Regions from separate parts of the Mus musculus genome. Here region 1 is linked to region 2. Evidence: chromatin contacts called from ENCODE Hi-C or POLR2A ChIA-PET data. All regions are on one chromosome and are shown on one strand. Each heading gives the region's core, a stretch centred on a gene start or an enhancer-like site at or near the end of the contact. The rest is flanking DNA. Distances are from core to core; before and after follow the strand shown.

Region 1 (3,433 bases), core at 447-2,946, 200 kb after region 2:
TGTTGAGTTTAACATCCAACTCTCCGATCATAGAGGCTAAGGACAACACCTAAAAATGTCTTTAGAAAACCAGGAATGGTTGGGTCTGGTGGCACACGTCACGAATCCCAGCACTCTGGAGGCAGAGATAGGAGAGTCTCTGAGTTGGAGGCCAGCCTGGTCTACAGAGTGAGTTCCAGGACAGCCAGGGCTACACAGAGAAACCCTGTATTGATGGGAAAAAACAAAAAACAAAAAGCACCTCCAAAAAACAAAATTCATTGTGATTTTGTAACTACTGCAAGCCATCAGTGTAAGAGGTAATTGTGATATTCACCAAATCACATCTCATCAGTAGGACAAGATGAAAGTCTCAGATTTCTTCCCATGTGTCAGAAACCCTCACAAGGAAGATGCAGGTGTGCGCGTGTACAAGAATACAGGATCCACAATTGCACCAAGTTGGTTCGGGAGCACTTGGGCTGACAGCCTCTAAATAGGGCTTTTTTTTTTTAAGATTTATTTATTTATTTATTTATTTATTTATTATATGTAAGTACTTATTTATTTATTTATTTATTTATTTATTTATTATATGTAAGTACACTGTAGCTGTCTTCAGACACACCAGAAGAGGGCATCAGATCTCATTACGGGTGGTTGTGAGCCACCATGTGGTTGCTGGGATTTGAACTTCGGACCTTCAGAAGAGCAGTCGGGTGCTCTTACCCACTGAGCCATCTCACCAGCCCCTAAATAGGGCTTTGATCTGCTTGCAACAAAACACAGTTCTAGGCATGTTTTGAGGAAGTTGCCACTGTCAACTCGGAGTAAAAAAAAACGCTTATAACTTCGATTTTGGGTGCTCCCTTCGGCAGCACATATACTAAAATTGGAATGATACAGAGATTAGCATGGCCCCTGTGCAAGGATGACACTCAAATTCGTGAAGCGTTCCATTTTTTTCCAACGTTTATCCTAGACACAGTGAAAAACTATTTCATTCTAATGTTTACCCTAGATAGAATGATTCTACTAGAGTTCGACTATGATACCTGAATATACACCTAAAGCACTCTTAACTCCTACCATCACAGAAATGCTTGCACATAAATCTTTATTGCTACATTAATGACATTAGCCACAAGCTGGAACCAGCATAGATATCAACCAAACAGTTTAGTGGATAGAAATGTGTTAAAACACAATGAGATTTTAGTTAGCCGGAAGGAAAAATAAAGTAACAGTAACATTTCCAGAAAACAAAACATCAATTTTGGGGAAAACAAGAAAAAAGAAAAAATTAACTTTGTGAAGCGCCTCCAAGTTTTTAGTTTTGTTTCATTTTCCCTCTTTTGGGAGCTCTGTCCTACCAATCTGGCTCCACCTTTGCAATCGAAGATTCCAAGAGAGGAGTCAAGTTCGATCTTAATTGCCCAGACCTGACGCGATGGGAAAGACTTTCAAGCCGGGCGGAGGGATTAACCTGGGACCTCCGTTGCCAGGACGGGCTGCGGCATCAGGGGCCGGGCACGGAGCAGGCTCGCGGCCCCTTCGGCTTACCTCTCCCTCGCGCGGCCCGAAACGGGGGTTGTAGATGAAGAAGCTCAGCAGCGCTGGCGGGAACTGCTTCTCCTGGGCCGCCCAAGCACCCGGCCCGGCCGCGGCTGCCGCCATCCCGGCCCGGCCCCCGTTTCGGGAGGCTCCCCTCCGCCCGCTCCGAGGCAGCAGCCTTAGGGAACACCGCACTTCCGCCTCGCTAGCCGGCGGCCCGGAAGAGCTCGAAACTGACCCAGAAGAAAAACCTGCAGTGCCCAGTCCCTCTCTGATAGGTCCGTGTGGAACCAGTTCCCTCGTGTTTATTGGGCTGGAGTGTTTTCAATTATATCAGCTCTCAGCTGGCTGTCATGGCTAAAGGCGAAGACCACGAATTTCAAGAGAAATGTAACAATGGATTGGGGTGGGGGGGGTGTTGTTTCTTTTCTTTTGTTTGTTTGTTTGTTTGTTTGTTTGGATAGGGGTTCACTATGTACACCAGGTTGGCCTCTAACTCACAGAGATCCTCATGCCTCAGCCTCCTGGGTGCTGGCATTAAAGGCGTCATGGATACGGTATTTTTTAAGTGTGAAAAAACGTTTAGGGGAACACATTTTTCTTGAAGGTAGCCAGTTTACATCTGTTGTTGGTTGGTTTTTGGTTTTGTTGTTGTTGTTGTTGTTGTTGTTGTTGTTGTTGTTTTACATTTATTTATTTGTCCTCCAGGGAGGGGGATGTCCTGGCACGTGTATGAAGGTCAGAGGACAACTTGTTGAAATTGCTTCTCCCCTTCAGCACCACATAAACTGGGTGTGGCTGGCACGCCCTGGTGTGGTGGAGGCAGGAGGATCATAAGTCAAGGTCAACCTCGAATATATAGCACTTTTACTTACATCAATTATAAGCAATGGACTATAAGCAAAAGCAAAAATGTCCAAATTTACCTTGCCACAGAACTGGAGAGATGGTTCTACAATTAAGAGCACTGGCTGCTTTCACTAAGGACCTGGATTTAGTTCCAGCTCATAATGGCCAATAACTCCAGCTGCAGGGCATCTGATGCCTCTTTTGGCCTCTGTGGGCACTTGCTCAAATGTGGCACACATAAATTCATGCAAGCACACATATACGTATAAAATAAATCAATCCTTTTTTTTTTAATCTACCCTATCACCAACAAAGCTGATTTTCTTGGAACAAGTGAAAACCTGTAAATCTATAGTCTTCTCAGTGAATAAATCAACAGGCCTAGTGGAAAATATCCTGTCGATTCAGATTTCATCTGTCTTCTAAAGTGTTTGTGAGGTAATCCTATACCCTAGCCGTTACAGAAGAGATACGGGGTAGGTTTTTGCTTGAAATTGGATTCGTGAGCAGTCGTTTACGCAACACTAAACTGTAGTTGCTACACAGAACTATGTAAGCATGCAAATCGACAAGTGTTTCCCATACGTGCTTCATTTTCATTTTGATACAGAAAGAACTATTTTGAAAATCTATAGGTTCTCTAGGCATGGGGGCACAGGCGCTCAGGGTGTTGAAACAGGTGCATTACCAGCTATAAGATAGTCTGAGCTACAGAATGAGTCCCTGTCTCAAAAACAGTTTTGTTGTTCCTATAAGCAAATAAATCAGGGTCTCACATAGCCTGGCTTCAGGATCGATATGTAGTCAGGAATGGCCTTGAATTCCTGATCCTGATGTTTTGACTTCCAAATTCTGGGATTTCCAATGTGCACCACCAGACTCAACCATTAAGCCACCCACAAAGCTGGCTTTAGTGTCAAGTCCATTTAATCCCAAACTACTTCACCAAGCTACAAGCTAAGACTGTAGTTAGATTTAAAAAAAAAATAGTTCAAATTAAAGCCAGTGTTGCAGCCTTATTTTATAAACAAGCAAGACGAAAATAAAAAGA
Region 2 (3,167 bases), core at 315-2,814:
CAAACTCAGGTCCTCTGAAAACAAGTGCTCTCAACCACTGAGCCTTCTCCACCATATATATGCATATGTATGTATGTGTGTGTGTGTGTGTGTGTGTGTGTTTGAGACAGGGCTCCTCATCGATCCTGGAGCTCTCTGATTAGGTAAGACTGGCTGGCCAACAAGCCCCAAGGATTCTCCAGTTTCTGTCCCTTGCAGGTTCTAGTATAACATGCACAGTTGTAGCCAATGGCTTTTGTGTGGGTTTCTGGGGATTTGAATTCAGGTCCTTAGGCTTGAGCAACAAGTAAACTTACTCCCAAGTCCCAGCATCGATTTTTGAATCTTAACTTCATCATCTAGGGTAGCTTTGGAGGTGGGTGGGTGGGTTCCAGGTGGTCACAAGGAAAAAAAAAACCTTTGGTTTGAAACCAACTGGAAAGTTAGTCTCAAAACCCAAGAATTTCCTTTAGATTAGATTCTCTCTGGCATTTCCCATTTTGCTATGGTCTGTGATGGATCAAAGCAAGTTTGCTCTACTCGAGTCAGGACTTGTAGATAAATTTGTTTTTGTTCTGAAACAGGGTATCATTTAAGTCAGCCTGGCCTCAAACTCACTATGTACTTGAACACCTGGTCCTCTCATTTCTACCTCTCAAGTGCTCAAATTTAAAAATTAGAAGCATATAAACCACTACGATGGGTGATTTTTTTAAAAGATAGTTATTTTATATATATACGTATCACTTATACATATACATGTACATATATATATATATATATATATATATATATATATATATATATATATATGCATCACTTCTAAAATTAGGTCCCTTAGATGGCTGGATTTTCGAAATTAAAACACAAAGAAGAGGTTGGAGAGACGGTTCAGTAGTCAACAGCATTTGCTGCTCTTGCAGAGGACCTAGTCCAATTCTCATCAGTTATCAGTCCTCTGTAACTCCAGTCCCAGGGGATCTGATGCCCTCTTCTGGCCTCCATAGGCAACAGACACACATATGAAGGCAGAGTTGATATACCAACATCCATAAAATACTGCTTCTACTTTCCCGGTCTCCCCGCTCCCTCCCCCGCGCACCATGTATCTTCCCCTCGGTTTATTTACTTTGCCCTTGCCCCAACATCAGTTTTCACTCTCTCTGGTCTTCTTTCTGGTTTGTTAGGCTTTACCCACACTTACTCCCACGTATATCCATTACAGGTTAGGATATCTGCATTTGAGCGAGAAACACGCGGTCTTTGTCTTTCCGAGTGTGGGTCCCCTTGCTTATTATACTTTCCAGAGAAAAGTTTGCAGGTGTGAGATCTGAGCGTTTATGATGCCTACAGGGATAATATGGGAAGAACAGAGAACCAGACACAACCCACAGGGTCAAGGAGAAAGGTCCTTCCTACACAGGCAGCGCCGCACCACGCCGCGCCAGCACACCCCTGCTTGTCCTGCCCACTCGGGGCACACCCGCAGTGGATCAGCCAATCATTTCCTTTAGAGAAAAAAGGGGCGGGACAGCGAGAGCCCGCCCCCCTACAGAAACTTCCTGGTCACTGGGGCGGGACTTCCGTTGGCTCTTGTGTTACTTCCGGCTTGGGGGGAGGCTCTAGTGGCCGGCAGCGTCTGGGGACCGGCAGAGCGAGGTTACTATCCACGCTCCGAACGGCAATGCTGGGGGGCAGCTCCGTGGACGGCGAGCGCGACACGGACGACGACGCGGCGGGGGCGGTGGCCGCGCCTCCTGCCATCGACTTCCCCGCAGAGGTGTCGGACCCCAAGTATGATGGTGAGACAGGGATGGCTCGCGCAGTCCCACGGTTCGCTGTTCATATGAGTTCCTGCGCGCCAGTGGTCCCCGGTGGTCACCTAAGATCCTAGGCCGCCTCGGGGCTCGAACTCGGGCCCAGAGCTGTAGGGCACCGGGAGGTGGCGGGCAGGCTGTCAAGGGTTAGGTAAATATTTACTACAAGAGCGTCTACGCTCTACCCGTTTGTGGGCATTTGTATTTCTTGACTTCTGTTTTGCGCCACTTCCCCGAGGCCGCTTTTCGCTTCTTGTTTTTCTTCGCTGAGTGTAATCTTTGTTCACTGCTAGAATGAGATTAGATAAGTAAAGATTAGATAAGTAATGATTTCTTTTAGCGAGGTAGTACACGAACGCTCCAGTTTTCTTGAGGCTTTTGATACATGTAAATCAAATTGTGTAACGTAAGGCGCGTCGTCTTCAAAACATCGATTCTTATGTAGGTTAACGTTCTGGTATTTTACAGAAAGTGCAGTTGGTTGGTACCAGTTGCTTGAGCCGTTTTAAAACTGAAATTGTGCTCTCGATAGTGAATACACCGAGTCGTGGTGCACTCTTGTAACCCAGACGTATGGAAAGTGGAGGCAGGAGGATCGGGACTTGAAGGGCAAGCCTGAGCTTCATGTTGAGTTCCAGGGCAGTTTGAAGTACATACGACTCTATCTCGAACTAACAAAAAAGGATAATGACGGTGGAGCAGTGACAGAGAATGTTTTAGGATGAGTGAGATCCTGGGTTTATCTTCCAGCCCCCAAAACATACATCCAAGGAGGTTTTAGCTGTATACACAGAATGCTTATAAGGTTACAGTAAAGCTAGAAATGAGTATGTTGTAGTGGAGTTAGGAGTGTACACTAAATTCAGGGTTTTTTTTTTTTCTTCTCCATTTTCATTTTTAAATCCTGCCTGTAATAATTGACCACAATGAGAAATAAAAGTTGTTCATCGTGGTGACTCAGTAGGCTGTATAGAGGCTGGTTGTAAGATAACTTTTAAATGAATATGCAGATTTTCCCCACACGGCAAGTGGCATGTTACTGTAGCCCGTGAGCCGAGCAAGTGTGTGTCCTAGGAGAGGGCCCAGCTGTAAACATGCAGGTCCATCTCTTCTGTGACGCCGTGATAAGAGTGTCTGCACACCAAAGATTATTCCGGAAGGGAGTGAGCGAGGACAAACTTTCGAACTTCTGCCCTCTTCCTGTTAATACGGCTCTGCTTCCGTGGTGATGCCTCTTCTAAAGAGATGACGAGTATTCACCCACAGCTGATTCTTTGCCTTTAAACATAGAAAGGTCTGTGGAACGTTCAGTATCACTTTTAATGGGTGTAAGGCCAAGAGTTAGGTGATGTCTTACAGGTGGTCTGAATG

The links. Hi-C counts contacts between places; a loop is a spot of excess contacts on that map. ChIA-PET counts read pairs that join two places held with the same protein, here RNA polymerase II (POLR2A).
Region 1: a map of T-helper 17 cell shows a loop between it and region 2 (6-fold over the local background). The contact joins the promoter of Ccz1 here to the promoter of Eif2ak1 in region 2. A Hi-C loop is called at or near these places in 1 of 37 maps with a recorded cell type or tissue (T-helper 17 cell). POLR2A ChIA-PET finds 5 or more read pairs at or near these places in 2 of 5 experiments (Patski and embryonic stem cell).

Annotation. Positions count from the first base shown.
Region 1 is chr5:144,013,157-144,016,589 of GRCm38, forward strand. Ccz1 (CCZ1 vacuolar protein trafficking and biogenesis associated) reads right to left here and starts at 1,697. Exons shown (of 15, transcript NM_177682.3): 1 at 1,543-1,697. The coding sequence starts at 1,656. It overlaps Gm24311 (a small nuclear RNA gene), which reads left to right and starts at 842; the gene lies at 842-945. Gm33427 (a long non-coding RNA gene) reads left to right here and starts at 2,003. Exons shown (of 2, transcript XR_377194.2): 1 at 2,003-2,820.
Region 2 is chr5:143,816,228-143,819,394 of GRCm38, forward strand. It overlaps Eif2ak1 (eukaryotic translation initiation factor 2 alpha kinase 1), which reads left to right and starts at 1,565. Exons shown (of 15, transcript NM_013557.2): 1 at 1,565-1,781. The coding sequence starts at 1,664.